Linked DNA regions of Homo sapiens: regions 2 and 3 are each linked to region 1. The links are chromatin loops, found by intact Hi-C in ENCODE. Cell type or tissue: dorsolateral prefrontal cortex. All regions are shown on one strand.

Region 1 (8,000 bases):
ATATGACCCACCAATTCCACTCCTGGGTATATAACCAAGAAAAAATGAAAACATATTTATACACAAATCAACAAACCTGAATGTTCATAGTGACTTATGCATTATGGCCCAAAGTTTCACACAACCAAAATGCCCGTTCATCAGTGAACACAGAAATCAACTTGGATACCTCATTTAATGGAACACTACATAGCAATATAAAGAACAAACTTCTAAAATGTGCAAAAACATGGATGACTCTCAAAAGCATTATATAAATGAAAGAAACTAGTCAGAAAAGATGACATACTGTATGTTTTCATTTATATGACCTTCAAGGAAAAGCCAACTGTGGTGACAGAGGTAGATCAGTATTTGTTGGAGCCAGATATCTGAAGATGGTAATTGAGTATAAAACAAAAACAAAACAAAACACACTTGGAACCTTTCTTCATTGCCTCTTGGTATTGTATACAAACAAACTTTTTGTTAGGAAATGTGTTCAGTAATGCCTAGCTGATGGATTGGTTGTAAATGAGCACTTGTATTAGCTTTTTAATATTGATGTAACAAGTTGTCCAAATTTGGTAGCTTAAAACAATAGAAAATTATGCTTTCATAGTTCCAGAAGCAAGAAGTTTCAAGGCAAGGTACCAACAGGGTTGGTTTATTTTGGAGATTCTGAAGGAGAGTTCATTTAATGCCTTCTTCTAGCTTTTGGTGCCAGCATTTCTTAGTGTTTCCTGGCTTATAGATGTATCACCCCAACCTCTGTCTCCATCTTCATATTACCTTCCCCTCTGTGTGTCTTCTTGCCTTCTCTTCTTTTATAAGGACATTTGCCATTTGATTACGGCCCACTGTTATCCAGGATAATATCCTCTTGAAATCCTTAACTGTTACATCTGCCAAGAACATATTTCCAAATGAGATCACATTCACAGCTTCTGGGTGGACATATATTTTGGGGAATGTATTAGTCTTCTGCTGCCATAACAAAATAGCACAGAATGGGTGGCTAACAAACTGTACATATTTATTTTCTCATAGTTGTAGGGGCTGGAAGTTGAGATCAGGATGCCAGCATGTCTGTGTCATGGTAAGGGTTCTCTTCCTGCCTATGCAAATGACTGTCTTCTTGCTGTATTCTTTTGTGGCAGGGAGGGTGCCCTGGTGTCTCTTCCTCTTCTTATAAGGACATTAATTCCATAGGATCTATAAGGGCTGCATCCTTATGATTTCACTTAACCTTAATCACATTCTTAAAGGCCACATCTCCAATACAGTCCCTTGTATGTGATTAAGGTTAGGGCTTCAACCTATGAATTTTGTGGTGACACAATTCAGTCCATTGCAGGGGTCACTATTTAACCCACTGCAGAACGATTCCTTCATTCTTCCTTTACTGTCACAGCCACAGCTTAGACAATTACCTGGCAAAAAGGGAAGAGGAAGAAAATAGCACCAAATAAGACAGATGTCATTTCTTCCTTTCCCTTCTATATCCCATTTCCTACAATTCCTTTCAGACAGAAGACATTGATCATTAAGTGTAAATTATAAAGATGAAATCTAGTGGCTTTGGAAATAATTTTTTGACTTATCTATTTATTTTACTCTCTGGGAAAGCTCATTTAGATACAAACACAGTAATCACTCATTATGTTTGGTAAATTCGTTGGCTTATTCCCCTGAATTTTCAGTCCCTAGATCTTTGTGGGTCCTCTAGGAGCTATGAAATTGAAGGTCAGTGAGATAGTTAAAACTGGTATATTGGAATATTATTATTGTAAAAGGATAAGCAACTCTAAGAAACCTTATTATCTATACATGTCAAAGCTTTTTTTCCCTACAATGACAAGTAATTTATTTTCTTCTGTAAATACCATTTCTTTCCATTGTCTGAGAGTTTTTACAGGACACAGGTAAAATGAATAATGTCACGGGCTTTACTGTCTTCAAGTCAGTCCCTGTTCAGTGTAATTTATTATTCCAGCTCAGTAACTGATTGGTTAGTTACTTGTCCTTAAATTTATAGCTATCATTTTTCTACAGTTTAATTTTGCTGATTTTTTAACAGCATTTCATATAGATTTTATTAAATAATAGGTATATATATATACACGCATATATAATACACTTTTCATTATATTACCAGTAATCACCCATATCTGACATCTTCTCAATACCATGTTCAAAAATATACATACATAAAACATAAAATTTAAACTACAAAATTCTGCTTTCAGCCTTTCTTGCACAACCCCGGGAAGTCTGTGATTTGTTTTTTAGGCTACCTGAAGAGCTATTGTTTGATTAACATAAAAGTTTGTGAGGCAATTCAATGCAGCATTCAGTTAAGAAACCAGACATTTTCACAAAATCATAAATACAGTGCGAAGGCAGATTGAAAATGAAATGCCTGTTGCGTATGTTCTCCACACAGCTCCTCAGGGCTGCCTGTATGTAGAAATTTTCTCACTCCATCTGTTCCCTCTGCCTGAGTGACAGGTCTGCTTCTGCCAGCACTCCCTTCACCAGCAAGAGAGAGAAAATGTTTCCAGGTGCACATGGACACACCTGATCTCTTGCCTCATCATCCTTTTAGCGTATTTACTAAAGAGTGAATAGATCGAGAGGAAATAGGTAAAAATGGGAAAAACCTTCAATTTAATAGATTTGAAGTAAAAAGAGAAATTCATCTGACATATTCTTCTGAGATAGCTGAAATAAAGTCTCTTCCACTAAATATTTGGTGTCCAGGAGCCATCGTGCAACATTGTTGTATTAACAGTGCTACTGAATGAAGACATACTCATGAATTCATGTTTGCTGTTGTACCTATTGCTTAATAAATTGTTTTCAATCAAGATTTTACAGGCATTAGAACTGAATACCAGCAGCATACTAGTGAAGATGGTTATATAATCTCAGCTCACTCCATAGCCTGAAGCAAACAATTTCTTCTAAGTATTTCAATTACTTCATCTAAAAAAAGTCAACTGCTAAGATTTGAATTTTTTTTGTGTTAAATGCACCAATGAGAATTTTTTGGTAAGATGATTCAACGTCCTCTGACTAATTGTGCTATATGGGTTTGAAGTACCAATCACTTATGGAATATTAAGACTATAAAGGATTGTAATTTTTTTAGATGATTCATTTTAAACTCTTGGAATAGGGACTGTTTTGAATATATCTTTGTATCCCCCCACAGAACCTAATACAGTGCCTCACAGAGAGTTGGGATGAATAGATTTTTGTTAAGTGAATGGATTTTACAGTCTCAGTCTGTAGCTACAATTTCCCAGAGAAAAGGAGAGACCTTGTTCTAGAATTGGGATTGAAAGAAGGATCTCACAGCTAAGACTTGAAGGATAAATGCAGGCAAACTGTGGCGAGTTCACAACAGAAAACCATTGCATAACCAGTCTTTAGGACCTTTGTGTTAATATTCCCCAGGTCCACCATCTGTGCCCCTTACACATACATAGCCTTTGCAAAATATTCCATTGTCAACTGCAGCAAAGGGCTTTGGTAGATGTCACTTGATTGTATCTGCCATCACAGTTGGAATGAAGACAGACTCTCCCTCTCTCTTTCTCTGGCTGCCCTCCTCTACAAAATTAGGTGTTGAGAAAAAGTGATATTAGGAGAAAGGCAAACAGCAATTTCCCAGTTATTATTTGAAGATACTGAATATCTGTAGTCTCAGGAAATTTAATGATATGCATTCTCCAGAATGACTTCTTCAAAACTCATGGGCTGGCTTAAGAGATATAACTTGCTTTAAAAATTATTTCCCTACAATGAGTTAAGTAACTCATGTGTTAATTCATTCACAAAGTCACTGATTTTACCCAGCACATATGATGGACAAGATACCATTTTATCCCTCAAGGAAACAGATCTGCAGAGGTGTGGAGATATAGTATCCAAAAATATCCACACTAAAGGTAGAAAGGATGAGATCTGCAATAGAATAAAAACAAGAAGGAGAACTTCAGATATCTTCATTATTTCCTGTGATGTGGCAGATGAAATGCTCTCTTGAAGGAAGAAAGGAAACACTTGTTGAGGGCTTAAGGAGGTAAAAAATATTTTAAGCAGTTTCTTCTTGTATAGTGGCAATGCACATTACATATGTGGGTATACATGTACATGCATATATGCATGTATATGTATATATGTGTGTATATATACATATACACAAACACACAGAAGCTGATATTTTTATTCATATCTGCTTAACATATCATAAAACTCATAATTGTAAAAATAGTAACATCAAATTAATTGTTTATCTTCTTACAAGTAATATGAGTATTTTAAAAGGTATAGAATTTCTGGTTCACTTTCATTTAGATGAAGAAAATGGCTGAACAGAAAGTCTGTCGCAGAAATAAAAAGCCAGCATGTGTGTTTCTCATAGAATTATCAGATGCTGACATCTAGTGGCTCTCAAAATCCATAATTATGAAGGACTTTTAACAACAGGACATACTTTCCATGTACTGCAGATATGCACAGATGGATATATTTTATTTATATGTTCTATTATGGTTCTTTATACATAAAACAGTTGACACTTAGAATGAAAAAACTGTGGCTAACTGGACATGTTGTGATCAGCTACACTCCACATTTTGCACATAGCTGAAGAAAGTCCTCTCTTATGTTTCTGTCTCTCTCTCTCTTTCTTTCTCTTTTCTTTCTTTCTTTCTTTCTTTTTGTTCTTTCTTTCTTTCTTCTTTCTTTTCTTTTCCCTCCCTCCCTCCCCCTTCCTTCCTTCCTCTCTTTTTTATTCTTTCTTCTTTCTTACTCTTTGTTTCTTTCTTTCTTTCTTCCTTTCTTCTTTCTCACTCTTTATTTCTTTGTTTCCTTTCTCTCCTTTGTTTCTCCTTTATTTTCTTCCTTTCCTTATTTCTTTACTTCCTTTTACCTTTCCTTTCCTTTTTTTATTTATTGTGCAGGATAAAGTCTTTATAAATGGCCTTGCCACCTCTTGGACTTTGGACCTTTTGTAATCCGAAAGAAACCTCTTATGCATTAAATTCTTCTGAAATTTTAAAGTGCTTCTCCCTGTATTTCCTGTCTTTGCCCTGCTTTACCACAAAAGTTGATGTTATTCATGCAAAATTATGGCCCCGTAAGACTTCTCATTCCTGTTTTGCTTTGTGTATTTGGCATGTTCTATTAACATTACATAGTTTGTATTTAAATATATATGTAGCTATTCTGTCGAATTCATTTTAACTTTATTTTCCTCTTCCTTCTTTCCCTCCCTCCCTCTTTCTCTTTCTATCATTCTGTCTCTTACTTTCTTCATTTTCTACACCTTATAATTTTAGTACAATAGTTATTGCTAGTACACTTCTTCAAGGCTTATCTAATTTTATTTCATTGATGAATATACATAGTTAAAAAAAACCCTCATTATGGAAAGCAGATTACATTGAATGCTTTCTTGATTTTTTTCAGTTATAGCTTCTCTCCTTGATCCCTTTCCAAAAGCCATGGATTTAATGAGTTTAAAAAGAGCTTTCTGAGTATGAACTTCCTTCCTTGTGGAATTTGCATTCATTTTTCCACAAAACTTCTCAGGCAATTGTTCTGTGGCAGGAAATGCAAGGTAATCAGCTTGGTGCCCTTATTCGTGAGTTCAGTCAAGTTAAGCTGTCAGAAACCCAGAAAATGAGAGAAAAAATGCGTAAATAGATAGATTATAGCTCTCTTGGGTAGTGAAGAGTTTGCGTCCTCGTTGAACCTGTAACAAGCTGTAAGGATTAGTTTAGAGGCTTGCTTGAAAATTGGAAATGGGCTAAGGGTATATTAGAGAACACCTAAAGGAATGAAGTCCAGAATTCCTCCGAGTCGTATGTGCTTCTCCCTCCCACTTCGACTCTGTCTTGCTCCTACTCCTTCGCAAATACACTCTGCTCCTACACCTCAAGTTGACTTTGGAATATGGCCAAAATAGAAAGTTATTCTTGAATAACTTCAGAAGATCTTGATAATTTGAGTGAACTGAGAATAGGTTTGCTAGAATCCTCTAAAGGCAAAATTTTTCTGCAAATTATCAAAGTGTTATAGGAGACTGTTTCAACTTGATTCCATCTGAAGATTCAGTAGGCCTGATTACCTTTGTATCATTTTCAAAATCTGTTTACTACTCTTAAGCTGCTTTTTAGATTACAAAAGACTCCAAACAACCACAGCAATCTTGAGAAAGAAAAATTAAGTTGGAGGCATTCTACTACCGGATTTCAAATAATATTACAAAAACAAAGTGTGGTACTGGCATAAAAACGTACACATAGACCACTGTAACAGAATAGAGAGCCTAAAAATAAACTCAAGCATTCATGATCAACTAATTTCCTATTTTTTTTTTTTTTTTTTTTTTTGAGATGGAGTCTCGCTCTTTCGCCCAGGCTGGAGTGCAGCTGCACAATCTCGGTTCACTGCAAGCTCCGCCTCCCGGGTTCAAGCCATTCTCCTGCCTCAGCCTCCCGAGTAGCTGGGACTACAGGCGCCCGCCATGGCGCCCGGCTCATTTTTTGTATTTTTAGTAGAGACGGGATTTCACCGTGTTAGCCAGAATGGTCTAGATCTCCTGACCTCGTGATCCGCCCGCCTCGGCCTCCCAAAGTGCTGGGATTACAGGCGTGAACCACCGCGCCCGGCCCATGATCAACTAATTTCTATCAAGGGCAGCAAGAGAATACAGTGGGGAAAGGATAGTATCTTCAATAAAAGGTGCTGGAAAATCTGAATACTCATAAGTAAAAAAAATGAAATTAGATGTTTATCTTACCTCATACATAAAACTCAAATCAAAACGGATCAAAGACCTAAGAGTAAGGCCTGAAACTGTAAAACTCCAAGGAGAAAACAGGGAAAAAGCTCCTTGACATTGCCCTTGGACATTTTTTGGCTATCTCACCAATGGCTCAGGTAACAAAGGCAAAAATAAAACAGTGGAGCTGGAGCTACATTAAACAAATGATCCAGCACAGCAAAGAAAACAACAGAGTGAAAAGACAGCCTATAGACTGGAAGAAAATATTAGTGAACCACATATATAATAAGCACTTAATATCGAAAATATAAGAGGCTCACACTATGCAAGAGCAAAAATCAAACAAACCAATTAAAAAGTGGACAAAGGGCCGGGTGCGGTGGCTCACGCCTGTAATCCCAACACTTTGGGAGGCCGAGGTGGGTGGATCACTTGAGGTCAGGAGTTTGAGACCAGCCTGGCCAACAAGGGGTGAAACTCCATCTCTACTAAAATACAAAAAATGAGCTGGGAGTGTTGGTGTGCTCCTGTAATCCCAGCTACTCAGGAGGCTGAGGCAGGAGAATCGCTTGAACCTGGGAGGCGGAGGTTGCAGTGAGATCGCGCCACTGCACTCCAGCTTAGGCAAGAAAGACTCTGTCTCAAAAAATAAAAAGTAGATAAATAAATAAATAAGCAGGCAAAGGACTTGAATAAGTATTTCTTCAAAGAAGAGACAAAAATAGCCAACAGGTGTATGAAAGGTACTTAACATCACTAATCATCAGGGAAATTCCAGTCAAAACCACATTGAGATACCACCTCGCTACTGTTAGGACGGCTGTTATCAAAAAGACAAGAGAAAACAACTATTGGCAAGAAAAGGGAACCCTTGGACATTGTTAATAGGAATGTAAATTGGTGCAGCCATTATGGGAAATAATACGGAGGCTCTTCAAAAAAATTAAAAACAGAACTACCATGTGACCCAGGAATCCTTCTGAGTGTATATCCAATGGAAATAAAATTGCATCTCACAGAGATATCTGTTCCCCCATGTTCATTGCAGCATTATTCACAATAGCCAAGATATGGGAACTTCTAAGTATTTATTGATGAATGAATCGATAAGGAAATTGTCATATATAGGATATAGGATGCAATATTATTCGGCCTTAAAAATTGAGGAGATCCTGCCATTTGCAATAATGTGGATTAACATTGAGAACATTATGTAAAA
Region 2 (8,000 bases), 780 kb before region 1:
GTTGTAACCTTTTGCAGGGGTTCCCCGAGCAGAAGGCTCACAGCTTTTGTGCAGCATAAATCTACTGCAGCACTACCGGCTGTGGCAGGGGACAGACATTGTACAGTGGTGAGGGAATGGTCTGAGCCGGAATGCCCCGGTTTAGAACGGGGCCCAGGAGGGACCCCTCATGGTGTTTCCTGAAATCGGGTTCCCATCTTTATCAAATTTAGAGTGACACTGATTAGTCCAGTGTTTTCCTCTTTTACATTTTGGACATATTTCAGGCTCAGCAGTTTTCTTTTCTCCCTATTTGGCAGCCTGACTCGCTGATTTTTTTCTACATTCTTTTTTGGTATGATCATGCTTCCCATAGTTAAAACAAGCTCCAGGAAACGGAGTATTTCCTTTATCCACTCTCAGTCCTGCCATTGCCTGGGCTAGCAGAGTAGCCTTATGCAGATTACCTCCGATACCATCACAGGCATTGATAAAATCAACTAAATGTGCTTTCCCTCTAATAGGTCACAGAGCAGCCTGGCAATTGGGATTAGCATTGTCGAAAGCTAATAACCACAACACTATATCCTGAGCAGCTGAATCTGCAATCACCTTTTTAAGAGACTCCTGTAACTGCGCTATAAAATCTGCATATGGTTCTTTTGGTCCCTGTTTGACAGAACTAAAGGGAGGGTATTGTTCTCCTCCTGAAGTGATTTTTTTCCCAAGCTCTAATGCACACTCCTCTAAGCTGCTCTATGGCATCATCCTGCATGACCACTTGTGCATCTAAACCAGCCCAGCCGCCGACCCCTAAAAGTTGGTCTGCAGTTATATTAATCTGAGGTTGGGCCTAGGCATTACAAGCAGCCTGAATGGAAACTTCATCTGCCCACAAGGTTTTAAATTGTAAGAACTGAGTAAGAGTTAGACAAGCTTGAGCAAGAGCATCCCAGTCAGTAGGAATCATCTGACTGGAAACAGCAACATTCTTTAACAGTTCCATTACAAAAGGAGAACCTTGTCCATATTGATTAATAGCTTGTTTAGATTCTTTGAGTAATTTAAAAGGAAAAGGCTCAAATGTAGCTATAATATTTCCCTGTTGATCTGGGGGGTGTATTCTAATAGGGAACTGCCAAGCCTCTAAATCACCCTCTCTTCTAGCTTGCTGAATTCCTGCCTGAATAGAACTGAGAGCGATCGCTTGAGGCGCTGCTTGAACAGTCACTGGGGCAATCACTTTTTGCCCAGCATCCTCCAGAAAAGAAAGATCTGGAGGGTCAGGCCACTCTTTTTCTTCAAAATAAGGAGGGGGTGCAGAAGGATAGGGATAAACCTCTCCCTCCTTTGCCACTTTAGCTTTAGCAGGCAAACAAACTTGCTCTGTTACTTCTTCTGTTACTTCATTATACTCTCCTTTCTCCTCATCATCAGTGTGAAAAGGTTCCAAGGTGGAACGAACCAGAGCCCACACTTGTCCCATTGTTACACTGATGCTTCCGAGCTCCCCTTCTTACTCACCATAGGGATTGCTTAAGAGTACTCAGGTGTCCTCCAGCATAGTTCCACATTCTCCAACCATCACTCCGGGGACCCTTTGACCTGGTTTCAAACCTCCCATATTGGGCGCCACTTGCCGAGACCAGCTCAGGCGTGGAGACCTAATCCAGCGGCGCTAGAGGAATTAAAGACACACACACAGAAATATAGCATGTGGAGTGGGAAATCAGGGATCTCACAGCCTTCAGAGCTGAGAGTCTCAAACAGAGATTTACCCACACATTTATTGACAGCAAGCCAGTGATAAACATTGTTACTATAGTTTATATATTAATTAAAAGTATTCCTTATGGGAAACAAAGGTATGGGCCGAAATAAAGGGATGGGCCTTGCTAGTTATCTGTAGCAGGAACATGTCCTTAAGGCACAGATTGCTCATGCTAGTCTGTGGCTTAGGAATGCCTTTAAGTGGTTTTCCACCCAGGGCAGGCCAGGTGTTCCTTGCCCTCATTCCAGTAAACCCATGACCTTCAGCATGGGTGTCATGGCCATCATGAACATGCCACAGTGCTGCAGAGATTTTGTTTATGGTCAGTTTAGTGGCCAGTTTATGGCCGGATTTTGGGGGCCTGTTCCCAACACCTGTGCTCTCCAGAGCCCAGGAAACCCTCCTGCCCCCTCAGGCTTGGAATTGCCTGCTCCCAATGCCTGGCCTCTCCCTGCTTCTGGCACCCACTCCTATTCTGTAGTAAAGTTGAGGATGAGCCTGGGTGCTGTCACAACCTAGCTGGGTGTGTGTGTGTGCTTGAGGCAGTGCTGACATGCCAGGCCCCTGCCACCTCAGCCCCCATCCGACTTTGGGCACTGACAAGCACAGGAGGGAGGCTGAGGTGGGGGCTGAGAGCAGCTCAGTGCAGGGCCTACAGGCACCCCTTGGCACAAACAGCCTGGGCACTGTGCATGGCAGGTTGATGGTGGCAGGAGGTAGACACACTCCTGGGCACAAAGGAGCAGGTCACCCAGCGAAGCCCCACCTTCAAGCCAGGGACAGAGTGAAGCCTGGGGGTCAGGTTATCAGTTCTGCAGACTGGATAGAAAACTTATGGTGCTTTTTCTGGGCCTGCCCACGGCTGCCCACGGACCAGTCAGCATGCAGTATCTCCCCTCTAAAGCCCATAAAACCCCCAGACTCAGCCAGGCTTGGGTAGAGGATGGGACAACTTGCCTGTGGATAGGAGCTACCAACTCTGGGCCTCCTCTCCACTGAGGGCTGCAGACAACAGGTTGACCTGGCTGCAGAGAGGAGCTACCTCTGTGGTCTCCTCTGAGCTGCTCTGTCCCTCAATTAAGCATCTCTTTGCCTTGCTCACTCTCCACTTGTCCACATACCTCATTCTTTCTGGACATGGGACAAGAACTCAGGAACTGCCAAATATGGCAGGGCTGAAAGAGCTGTAACACAAGCAGGGCTGAAACATGCCCCTTGCTCACCACATTGCAGGCAACAAGGAGGAAAGAAGAGAGAAAAAGAGAAGACCTGCAGCCTTTCGAGGAGCCCAGATCTAGGAGCTCCCAAGCCAGGGCTGTGAGGCCCTCATTGGGGGTCTGCAGTTCCTGGCATCTCCAAGCTTGTGGACACCACCATGTTCCCCCGTGCCAGCCATGGAAGATGCTTGTGGTATGCCTGGTCCAGCCACAGTCTAGCAGGGAGCCAGCACCCTTGCCAACACCTGGAGCTGTCCACCCCACCACAGCAGGCGTACCTCAGTGTGTGCAGTGACTGAACCCCACACTCGCTTGCTCACACACCACTCAATACTCTGCACTGGGGTTGCCCTTGGCAGGTGAGGGATCCAGGCCAGTAACGCGAGTCGAGCACAGCCTGCCAGGCTAAGTGGGCAGAATGAGCCCAGCAGGCCTGAGCAAAACTTGGGCAAAGGCACCAGCAGCCACAGAGGTTTCTGGCTGGAAAAGCGACAACACCCCAAGGATCCTGTGACTCTGGGAATACAGCAATGGACAAAGACAAAAATCCCAGCTCTCGTGGAGCTCACATTCTTAATACTTTACATTTTTAACTAGTAAGAATCATTAGCTTAAGAATTTATTAAATCTGCATGACAGTATTTCAAGGTTAACATAAAATTTTTTAAATCAATGAATACAAAATAATAAAATAAAGACAAAGATTCAATTAATTCAAAATAAAACAATATGAACAAAACAAGTATAAAAATACATTATACATGAATAAGAGGGGCAAAACAAGCCCAACTACATTATTAATCACTATAACCACCAATTTAAATTTAAATAGCTTACCAGATTGGATTTTAAAAATCCAGCTCTATGCTATTTAAAAGAGACATATCTATGAGGACATGAGGACAAGGAAAATATTTCCATAGTTTTAATGATAGAAAATCATGTAGTGTAGGGCCATACTGTTTCCTGTTGTCAGCCAATTTGTAGTTCAGATTGCCCAGAAAAATACCATGCTTTCTGTCAGTGGGTTATTCACCATGTTTAATTTATTTGCCTTGTTTCAATGAAAGGAGATTTACTGGCAATCTGCACAGAGAAGTGGTAAGACTGATTTATTTGTTAGTCTATTAGAAATTTAAAAATTTTGTTCTTTGTCACTGATTAGCATAGTCTCAGTTTATGAAGTTAGACATTGCTGCTGGGTGCAGTGGATCACATCTGTAAATCCCAGCACTTCGGGAGGCTGAGGTGGGTGGATCACTTGAGCTCAGGAGTTCAACACCAGCCCAGGCAACATAGTGAAATCTCATCTCTACAAATACAAAAATTAGCAGGGCGGGGTGGCGCCTTCCTGTGTTCCCAGCTACTCAAGGAGCTGAGGTGGGAGGATTGCTGGAGCCTGGGAGGTCCAGGCCAGAGTGAGTGCAGATTACATCACTACACTGCAGCCTGGGTGACAGAGTGAGAAGGTGTCTCATGTTCTAAAAACTAAAAAAACAAACAAACAAAAAAAAAACCCCACAAAGTTAGAGATTGCTTTCTCTTACATTACCACTCTCAACTCAAAGCTTTTAGCAATTTTTATGTGAGGCAAGACTAAATAAACTGATAAGTGTACAATTATTCTTGTGGGTAATTTTTCTTTCTGCATTTTGGTGTTGTAAACTGTGTACATTAGATGGCAATACTATAGTGTGAGAGAGAGAATTAGCGATCTAGTACTTGTTTTCATGAGCTGTATCACCAGAGGGCACCAAAGGACCAGTTATGAGCAAAAAAAAAAAACAACAAAAAAAACCCATTCGGGAAAAAACCACTGTAATGATTGCACTGTTTTTACCCAACCTTTTCACAAGCACATATCTGGCCAGTGTGAAGACTTTCCGCCTCATAAAGGTAACATGAAATACAAAGCTTCAGGGTATCAGGTCTACACAGTGCATAATGCCATGCCAAAGGCTCTCTGGTGCTATCACGTTTTATCGTAAAGAAAGAAATTTTTAAATCAGGAAACTGGAAAAATTACTTTCCTCTCTAGTGACTTTACTGCTTACACTAGATTAAAAAATATTTCGTTTATAGTGAAAATGATTCTCCAGTGCTATCTCACTAATCATTTAATTAATTGAAACAGTAATGCACTAGACATATTTGCCTCTTATTAATGTTTGGAAAGCTTGTAGTCCTGAGTGTATTTCTTTTGTTGACAATTTCCTTTGAAATGTGATTTCTAGCAGGGGTAATTTGACTCTTTTAGTTAACCAGAAAACGTTAGATGGCCATCAAATATTTAGAGCAAGAGTTTGGAAAATGACACATAGTAGATGAGCAGTCAGTAGCACATGTGGTTATTTGTAAAAGTGCACTGACTTTGGAGTCAGCTAGACCTGTGTTCAGGACCCTCTAAGTCTGACCCTGAGCTCAATGTCCTGAGTCTATTGTTTTGCATTTGAATCATAACTCCACTGTCCTATCCTTTGAATTCTCCAATATGTGTCTTGCCTCAAGGTCTGGCTCTTGCTACACCTTCAGCCAGGATTTCTCTTCCACCCAGTATCCCTGCGGCTTTCTCTTTCATCTCCTTCAGATATCACCTTGTGAAAGAAGTCTGCCATGACCATCTTACTTAAACTAGCATCCCAGTACTCCTTATCTCCCTTCCCTAATTATTTATCTTCATAGTACTTACATCCTATGACATGAAATATGATTTTCTCATGTGTCTGTTAAACATTCTCCCTGCTAGACTGTAAATTCCATTAGCGAATTTTTTTTTTTCCTGCTTTGGTCACTGCTCTGTCAACTAGAACAATGCCTAGCAAATAGGAGCACAATAACTATGTGTTGAATGAATGAATCCCAAGAATGTTATGACTGGTCATTTTCTTGGAAAATCACCTACCACATAATAGGTAGCCAGTAAATTGTAGCTCTTATTATGAAAACTTTTAGGCTGTTATTATCATTACTTTTAATGGCAAAAACAGCAATTACTTTTGCACCAACCTAACAATTCTTACTACTGTTTGAACTGACTTTTCTTTTAAACAACGGTCCTGAAATTGATTTACCAGGTAATAACCACCAATTTTTAAAAAAATGAATGAAAGAATAAATAAGCATATCCCCATAAGTGTATGTATTTTGTGAAACTTTAACTGTAATTTTGTGTGTGTGTTATGAATGTGTTATAAAAGCACAGAAGATACTGACAGACCTTTCATAGGTTTTCCTGGAGATTGTATACCTGTTAAATAATGGATCTTCCTTGCTGGAAGGAAAATGACCAACACAGAGACTTAGATTTGAAAGGACTGATCCGCCTGGCCAAATTTGGCAATTCCAACCAGGTAGTGATGTTCCTTATTGTTTTCACTCATGGCAAAGATTCTCAGCTATCTAGGAACTTAAGCTTCCTAGGCCTTTGCATCCGTCAGGAGAATTCTAACTAGCTGGCTCAATGTGACAAGTGACATGTTATTCCCCTGCCTCCAACCCACTTTAATATATTTATTCTTTAATTAATATTCACTGCAGTTGGAATACTTTAATTCTTGACTCTCTAAGACAAGTGGAGAAATCTTAAAGGCAGGTTTGAGAATTGAGGCCACATTACAAAACAAAACAAAACCAAACACCTCCCAAGAAAGTGTAAAGTGTTTTGAAGAACTGTCTGTATCACCACATTCCATTCCAGAGTATAAGCAATGTCTGGCGCATTAAAGATACTAACACACACAAATGAACAATGTAAAATGGATGAAATCTGAATAGTCTATTAACTGTACCAACATCAATTTCTATGTTTTGATACTGAACTATAGTTAGTAAGATGTCACCATGAGGGAGAACTAGGTGAAGGAGTACAGGGGACCTCTTTGTGCTAGTTTTCAACTTCCAGTAAATCTATAAAAGGATCAATAAAGGCCTTTAAACAATATAGTCTCCTTACCATCCATGACCCTTTTCAAAACTGAAATTATTGTTAGACTACTTCCCAGAAATGTATTTCTAGTTAGTAGGGATGGGTAGACAAAGGAAAAATCTTAGAACCTGTCAATGGTTTTATAGGATCATTTCACTATGGGAAAGATCATCAAAGATTGTTAAGTAGACAAACGACCAATGGAGTTATTAATATAATGCACTGATTTCAAGTTAAAATTAAAATAAAGAACTTGCTAGAAAAAAAAAAGATGCTGAGCAAATATTTAATTGAATTTCTTGATTTACAATCAAGTGCAAAGAGCTGGTCGGTGGCCAGTGAACTATCCGTCTTTAAGTTAAAGTTATAAATCATTTTGGATTTTGGGTTCCTCATCTCTTTAGGGGATTAGGCTCCTGATTAGGTTTGTTACACATTTGCTTTGACCATTGTCACTGCCTGGATACTGACCCATATCCTTGCTGTCACAGTAGAGGATTCCGTATTTTTCTTAGCTTTCCTAAAGGCAGTGACATTGTTGAAAATTTCCAGAGCCCTGTGCTCCCAGGAAAAAGCAATGGTTTTAAAAAAAAACCTTTTATGTTGTGAGAAACAGTTAACTTCAAGGAACCACCTCCCTTGGCATATCCAAGAACTGACCCCCCCCATCCTTCCCCTTGACTCCCTTGTTTACCTGCCTCTATAAAACCCCAAGCCTCCTTCATTTCTTTGACACATTCTGCTGCAGAAATGAAAATTCTCCCTATTATAATATCTAAAGCAAAATTATCTTTATTGCCTGGTGCATTTTGTCTTTCACGCCAACTTCCATTCAAAGCTTTATTATTTGTTTTCTCTGGCCCTTTTTAGGCCACATGGTTAAAATGAGGGTATATTTTCCTATACGCTTCAAGATCATTAAGAAATTAATCTATATGATTGAGCTAAGAAATTGATTTTTTTCTATTCTTACCAGAAAAATACTAAGTCTGTTGTTCAGAGAACATCTGTCTCCTACACCAAAGATACTGAAGAAAGACTCATTGTTCTGAACAAGGTAAAAGAATTATTCAATTTGCTCTACAATTATCTGTAAAAAAAAAAAATA
Region 3 (8,000 bases), 330 kb before region 1:
CATCTGTGTTTTCAAAATTTTCTGCAAAGAACATGTAACACTTTTGAAATGTTAGTTACCTTCCAAGTTCTTAGTTTTTTCCAATTGGCAATAAGAAAAGTTAACTTATTCACCATTTTTTTTGAAAAGATAGGATGCATTGTTTATATCAGTATTACTTTAATTGAAATTAACCTAAATTTATTCTGAGAAAAATATAAATAGGATTTTGAATCACGTATTCTTTATAGCAACCAAATGGAGTCATTTAGTTTATTCCAGCCCTTATAGAAGCTTACCAAACAGAGCAAAATGGATCACATATTTAAAAGCAAGTTGGCTACACTGGTGGCATCTCAAGTCATTCACTGGCATACTGAATCACAAGATGATTTCATTCTAAAGATCAAAGAAGATTTTGTTTTGCCTTTAAGTATTTGAGTTTGCTTTAAAGTTCACTGATTCATGGTTTCTCACTCTATCGCATTCTGGGTCCCCTGAAACACAAAGTAACACAGTAAAAAAAGGGATGGTAAGACACCAGTTGTAACATGTCTTATCAATGCTGTATACTGATTTGGGAAGCAGTGTGTTACAGTAATAGTGTTTTGACTTTTAGAAACAGAGAATGGGTTTAAAACTTGGACCTGCCACTTAGTAGATGCATGATGTGATACTTAATCTCTTTTTGAACTTCGAAGACCCTTATATAAGAAAATGGGGTCATGTATTCTTTGTATAATATTTTGTGTATGAGTTTTCCTCCTAAATGATACTAGAGTGTGTTTGAAATTAATTAGCCAAAATGATTTAGCCACTCCCCTTTTGACAGATTTTTGAGGGGTTTCTGTGGTTTTACTATTAAAAATATATACTACTAACATTAAAATCCTTGTATTCTTGTTGTTTGTGCAGGTTACTCTGGATTAGGAATGATGAAAGGTAGAAGGGTAGAAAATGTAGTCTCATTATTAACTGGAAGACATTATTAACCATGGAACACACTCTTTTTGCATGCATAAAAATCTCTTTCTTTTCATGAAAAGCAATTGTGGGCAGAATGGAGCAGCTATTTCCTCAGAGGGGAGTCACTCTATCAGACAGAGTTAGTCTTTTATATTTTGTGACTCTGTCTTTCGAGCTAAGGCAGAGCAATTGTTCTTTAGCACCCCTTCCTCGCTTTTTCGCTATATACAGAAGTATCTTCCTATAGATTAGATATAGATGATTTCCCACTTGGACTTAGTAGTTGCTGAGAACACTTAATTTGGTCTATCACTTTTCCTTTTTTTTCTGAGCAAAAGTATCTTCAAAGAACTAAAAAAAAATGTAATTCTAACATGAGGACGGTCTGCTATCTTATCTTCTGTTTTCCAATTATATCTGCCATCTCAGTTTTAAGATCAACAAAGAAGGTGGATAAAGCACTTGTGAAATTATCAGCCACACTGAGACAACAGTATTCTCAGAAGTAGGAGTTAAGGGGTCTCTGAAATAAGAGATTAATTTATTTTTAATCTCTGTCTTTTTTAAGGATTGGATTTTTGACCAATCCATTTCAACAGGAATGATCTCAGAGATAGAATGTGAGGTGTGCAGCTCTCTCAAATGTTGATCATTATATTTTATATCATTTTGTTAATTAATTTATATCGCTTTTTCTTACCGAGTTTTAGCACCTTCATGTCCTACAAAGAGATGAGTTGATAGATATCAGGTTATCTTAGACTACACATTCCTAGAATAAACTTATATTCTTCAGTGAACTTCTGTTTTTACTTAGGAAGGTTAGGAAACGTAACTAGATTATGCAAATCTGATCTGAACAAAGATTTGAAGATATAAAACGAATGAGGTTAGTTATCATCCCCACCTGTCTTATAAGACATTAAGAAGGAATATTATCTATTCAGGGGGTAGTTTAAGAAAAACTGGCCGAGGAAAGAAAGGAGGACCCCATGAAGGTGCTGGAGGATCAGGAGGAAGAATAGAACAAGAGGAAAAAGGCAGTCAGCTTAAGGGAGGCCAGGAGGGAGGCTGATCAGAGTAAGGTCAGGAGAAAGGGAGAAGTGTTTAACTTAGGATTTTAGGTACTCCATGCTTTTATTACCTTTTCTAAGGAGTTCTTAAGGGAATCAGTTTTAGAAATTTCTTAAGTTGTAGAGGCTACTTCAAAAAATAAAAAACGCTGATCATTGAATAGTTGAAATTTTGAAACTTCTCCTTTCCTACGGCATATCACAAAGGATTATTTTCTTCATATTCCAAGTTTTTCTAGTATTATCAATAAAGTTCAAAGTTGTTCTTAATAAAAGCCTGCCACAGTTTAAGAAGCTGGATAGCAGCCCACAAGTACATTGATTCAAAATAAGAGAACCTGAGCATCAGGCTCGTAGGTTTACCATCACTGTCTCCAATGCCTGTCTTATCCATGGGGGAGACCCATTAAGTAGCGAAACAGTGCAAATGAAAAAGCTTACACCAAGGACAATTAAGATGGAAGAATAAAAGCTTAGATAGTGCTTTCAAGCAAAGGGAGCAGAACAGTGGTCAGGAGCAGGACCAGCCCAACTGTCTAGTCACTGGGACTCCAAAGAGAGGAGACATCAACAGAGTGTCTGGCATGATGAAATGCCAAGCACCCAAAAACACAGTCCTGATCTGAGTCTTGACATTGAAACCCTGGAAGAAAATCAGTCAGAACAATATAGGTAAAAATCTGGAAGACGGAGCTTTTATTGAGTTTAGCAAGAGGAAGTAGTTGAAGTTCACCTAGTTTTGGGAATAGTTGCTCAAAGATGATTCTTGTATATTCACTGCCATTGTTTGAGGAATTTGGATTATGTCAACAGGGTGAGAAGGGGCAATTGGGTGAAGGTCATGTGCCAGAGGGGATGGGAGGAAGAGACAGCTGTAGGGATCAAGCAAATGAAAGAGCCGTAGTGGAAAATTTAGTCCTTCACTCTCTCTTACAAAGTGGATGAAAATATTTATTGAATAAAGGAATGAAAGAATGAACAATAAGTATAAGAAGTAAAAATAGAGTGCAACAGGATTTCACAGTAGTGACCATTACTCCAGTTGGGGCTGCTTACGAATTCATGAAATAGTTGACACATGAATTACAAGTTGAAGGATAGACAGTATTGGACATTTGAGAGAGAAGAAAGCACAAATAATGACCAAGAAGTGAGAAAAAGTAGGGAAGGGATAGGGAACAATAAGTAGCAGATTGTTTTTCTAGATGTATTTTTTAAGGTTAATGAAGTAAGTTCGAATGAAATAAGAGGGTATCTTGAGTCCCTATTTAAGGATTTTAATTATGTAAATAATAAATGACTGTGATATTATCTCTCAATTAGGTAGGATTCATATGAGCAAGATGCCATTTGGTTAATTTTGTTCTTGAGAATGTAAATTGTAGTTCGCTTTAGTTACCAAAAGGTGGCAAAGTTACATGCTTGATAGTAGTTTTAAAGTACTAGACTGCTTCCCAAACAAGCCCTCTGATTTTTATTGAGTCTGTGTCAACACACATACAACATGCAAGATAACAACGGGCAAAAGCCACATTGAAGTTTGCTGTACTGCTTGTTGATCTCTGTTCCTGGCAATCCTGCAGCATCACAGCTTGCAATATTATGAATCATAGCCTTGCCTTTTCATTTTATTCTTTATTTAGTACTATAATTATCTAAATGAGCTTTGAAATTATGAGTTGAAGCTTCAGACTAGTCTCTGATTCTGCTATTCCAAGTATAAATTTGGTTCAATACTTTACATGTCTTAAAAGAGCAATGCAGTTTTTAAGAGGCAGTTCAAATTCTCACCACCTTCTTTTCTCTCTTACAGCTTCTCAAGGAATAACTACTGTCCTGAAATTAGAATGACTTTTTTCTGTATGTTTCTGTTTTAATTACTTATTCTGGTTAATGCCTCCTAACAAAGATCATCAGGAAATCTGTATTTGAATAAGTTCGGTACATTTCGATGATGGAGAATGCACATCATAAGAAAGCGTGGAGCACCTCAGTAAGAGGGTGTTAGAAAGGATTTATTACAGATTTGGACTTGCATTAGGTAAGTCTGGGAGGACTCAAGGAAGTGGGACTTTGCTCCAAAATGTTTACTGTTAGGAAGCAGAAGTAATTCTATTATTGAATGTCTTATCAAATCTTACCTAAAAGAAGGGAAGAATAGGATAAAACTAAAGCTGTAACCGGTAGAGAAGCAACAATCACTCCTATTAGCTGGGAAGAGGAAATGACATTCAGTAGAGAGAAGAAAGCATAAATAGAGGAGATTTGGTCATACTTGTGGTTTGGATAATATTCCTGGTTTGCCTTCGTTTAATATGAATTCAGACTTGTTTTTATTTTGGCCTATAATGATCACAAGGTGGCTTTGTCTGATGTTGATGTAAAATTACTTATGTTAAGTAGAAGAATATTAAGCCTATGTCATCAGTCTCATAAAGGTGAGTTCCAGGCCAGACCCTAGTTGTTAGTGTTAGCTTTGCTCACACATGTCAAGGGCTGCTTTTTGCATATATTTATATATCTACATCTAGTTGCATATACTCTATATCATTTGGGCTATGTATCATTTTTTGTGTTTAAATGTATATAAATGTTATCATACTGCATGCGTGATCTCTAATAATTTGATTCTTAAAATGTTCATTCTTAGAGGGGTGTGATGGCTCATGCCTGTAATCCCAGCACTTTGGGAGACCAAAGTGGAAGGATCACTTGAGGTCAGGGGTTTGAGACCAGTCTGGGCAACACAGCAAGACCCCATCTCTACAATATAAAAATAAAGATTAGCTGGGTTTGATTGCATGCAATTGTAGTCCTAGCTACTTGGGAGGATCACTTAAGCCCAGCAGTTAGAGGCTGCGGTGGGCCATGATTGCACCACTGCACTCCAGCCTGGGCAACAGAGCAAGACTCTGTCTCAATAAAATAATAAAATAAAATAATAAAATAAAATAAAATAAAAACATAGCATAACATAAAATAAAATAAAATAAAATAAAATAAAATAAAATAAAATTGCTCTAAACATATTCAGTTTGCTTCTTTTTGACTGTGTGTATGGTTTTCCATTATACAAAAAGCCTCCTAAATATACGTGGACATTCAATTTCATTATGCTGTTTTGCTATTATAGGTAGTGCTGTCAAGAACTATAACTATGAATATATTTTTCGTACATACATATGGAGTTCTTTAGGGTGTTTATTCTAAAATGAAATTACCAGATTCTATAGGATGGACATTTCAACTTTACTAAATATTGTCAAGTTGGTCTCCAAAAATTGATTGTATAAGTTTTTACTTTGTCCTGCATTGTTGCAGAGTTTGTTTTCCTGTATCTTTCAACAGTACTTGTTATCAAATTTTCTCAGTCTTCTGGGTATGCAGTAGAGTCTCATTGTTATTTTCATGTGCTTTTATCTAATTATTAGTGAGCCTGCCTATTTTGTTATATAACTTTTGGCCATTTGGTATTTCCAATTTCGTGCATGGCTTGTTTATATTATTTGGTTATTTTTCCATTGAATGTAGGTGTTTTGCTTGTTGATTTGTAGTGTGTTTTCACATGTTTTGGGTTCCTATTAATTGTATAGTCAGTGACTTATCTTTTCCTTTTTTCATGGCCTCTTCTTTTCTTTTCTTTGCTCGTTTTTCTTTCTTTCTTTCTTTTTTGTTTTGTTTTGTTTTGTTTGAGACGGAGTCTCGCTCTGTCACCCAGGCTGGAGTGCAGTGGCGCGATCTCGGCTCACTGCAAGCTCCGCCTCCCGGGTTCACGCCATTCTCCTGCCTCAGCCTCCCGAGTAGCTGGGACTACAGGCGTCCGCCACCACGCCCAGCTAAGTTTTTGTATTTTTAGTAGAGACGGGGTTTCACCGGGTTAGCCAATGGCCTCAATCTCCTGACGTTGTGATCCACCCGCCTCGGCCTCCCAAAGTGCTGGGATTACAGGCGCGAGCCACTGCGCCTGGCCTCTTTTTTTTTTTTTGGAGACAGGGTTTTGCTCTGTCACTCAGGCTGGAGTGCAGTGGTGTAAACACTGCAGTTGTGACCTACTGAACTCAAGTCATCCTCCTGCCGTAGCCTCCAGAGTATGTGGGACTACTGGCACACACCATCATGCCTGGCTAATTTTAAAATTTTTTTGTAGTGGCAGGGTCTCACCATATTGCTCAGTCTAGTTTTATGGCATTTTCTAACCCAGAATTTTTAAACTTGCATGTGATCAAATTTATCAGTCTTAAAAAAATTGTTTGTATTATTTGTCGCTTAAAAATACTATTCTATTCTAATGACAAAATTATTCTCTTTTTGTTCTAAAAGTTATAAAGTTTTATTTTTCACATCAGATCTTTAGTTCATCTAATTTTGTGTATGTGTTTGTGTATGTGTGCATAATTTGAATAGGAATTTATTTTTCCATTTTAACCATATAGTTTGTCAGTTGTCCAACACTTTTTTCCCATCTGATTTATAATGTTACCTAATTCCTAAGTGTAGTTCTTATAACTACAGGGATCTATTTCTAGGCTCTATATTTAATTACATTCTTCAATTTGCCTAGCACTATGGCAGTATCATAATATTCAATTGTACTTTTTCCTTCTGTTTCTTGGTCAAAGCTGACTTAGCTTTTTGTAGATCTTTATGTTACCGTATTACTTTATGTTGACTATATTATCCTTGGAATCCTTGGAATCCTTTTGGGAATTCAGTAAGTGTTGCATTTAGTTTATACAATTATAGGGAAAATATCTACCTTTAAGCATTGAAATTTTTTATTAGTGAACATGGTCTGTTATCTTCTTTTATTTAAGACATTTCTGTTCTTCAATGATTTAAAAATTTTCTCAGTAAAGTCTTACAGATTGTTTTAGACTTAGATCAAAGCACAGTTATTAAATATGTTACATATTATCTTTATTTTCATATATTGATCTTATATTCAGCAACCTTGCAGAAGTCTCACATTTGCTAATGTATAATGTGTGTTCTTTCGGATTTGCTATAATAGATTAACTGTCTTTGTGAGTGATGACAGCTTTGTTCTTTTCTAGTTCTTGTATATTTAATTTCTGTTTTGATTTACAGAAGCAAACACTCTAGCTTATTCCTGAATTAAAAGGAAATGCTTCTTATGATTTACTCTGTAGTATGCTGTTTCTTATAAAATAAATAATCATTAAGAGATTAGGACAATTTTAATCGATTTCTGGTATGCTTAAAGCCTTTATTCTTCATAAAAGCGTACTGAATTTATCAATTTATTTTATTGCACAAATACCTTGTTCAATAAATTTTTGTCTTAAATCTGTATGATGTATTAAAATAAGATTTTCTAATTTTAAGCTATCTTTGTACTCAGATGTTAAACCATCCTTGAATTGTGATTGGTTATTATGTATTACTTTTCCATTTTAAATTAGATTTTAAAATTTTAGTTTGTAAATAAAATCAACCTCAAATTTTTCTTTTTGATGATGTCCTTACCTGTCTTTGGTATTAAGATTTATGTAGTAATATAGCATTAAGTTGCAAAATGTGCTCCTTCTATTCTGCAACAACTTGTACAAAATAGAAATTATCTCTCCTTAAAGCTTTAATGGGGCCCTTATTTAATAATATCTGGGCCTGGCTATTGATCAGTGGGCAAATTTTTAACTATTGATTATTGAAATTATTATTATGCAGTTCAGGCTTGCTATTTCATTTTGAAACACTTAAAATATGAATTTCATCAACATTTTCAACAAACTTAAGAAATTATTTTTAGTGTTTTTTATTTTTTTTCAAAATTTTTATCATGGTTATATTTTTATTGTGTCTAATACTTTACCTTTCCTCCTTTGTTCTTGATAACACTTGCAGTGGTTTGTCAAACGTATTAGCATCTAGAACACTAGGTTTGAAAATGTTCTTTCTCGTATTCTTGATTTTTTAAATTCTATTAATTACTCTTTTCATCTTTATTGCTTCTTGTGATCA

What was found. A loop is a pair of places that touch in the nucleus more often than their neighbours do. Peaks named below come from ENCODE experiments on the same cell type or tissue, not always from the same donor. Only the 100,000 strongest peaks of a DNase experiment are listed, where the experiment ranks them.
Region 2: a loop joins it to region 1, with 9 times the contacts of the local background. A loop is called at or near these places in 13 of 110 quality-filtered maps.
Region 3: a loop joins it to region 1, with 6 times the contacts of the local background. A loop is called at or near these places in 28 of 110 quality-filtered maps.

Annotation. Positions count from the first base shown.
Region 1 is chr4:175,557,225-175,565,224 of GRCh38, reverse strand. No RefSeq gene overlaps it. Among named protein-coding and RNA genes, the nearest start is that of GPM6A-DT, 230 kb to the left of the region's middle. In dorsolateral prefrontal cortex, CTCF peaks have their summits at 4,222 and 4,424 (motif pointing left); a DNase peak (open chromatin) is centred at 2,474; H3K27ac peaks cover 5,933 bases.
Region 2 is chr4:176,337,863-176,345,862 of GRCh38, reverse strand. No RefSeq gene overlaps it. Among named protein-coding and RNA genes, the nearest start is that of SPCS3-AS1, 21 kb to the right of the region's middle. In dorsolateral prefrontal cortex, a CTCF peak has its summit at 4,711 (motif pointing right); no DNase peak of the experiment used is centred here; H3K4me3 peaks cover 1,001 bases.
Region 3 is chr4:175,887,522-175,895,521 of GRCh38, reverse strand. It overlaps a transcript of GPM6A not described here. Among named protein-coding and RNA genes, the nearest start is that of GPM6A, 79 kb to the right of the region's middle. In dorsolateral prefrontal cortex, a CTCF peak has its summit at 3,419; no DNase peak of the experiment used is centred here; H3K4me3 peaks cover 1,142 bases; H3K27ac peaks cover 2,654 bases.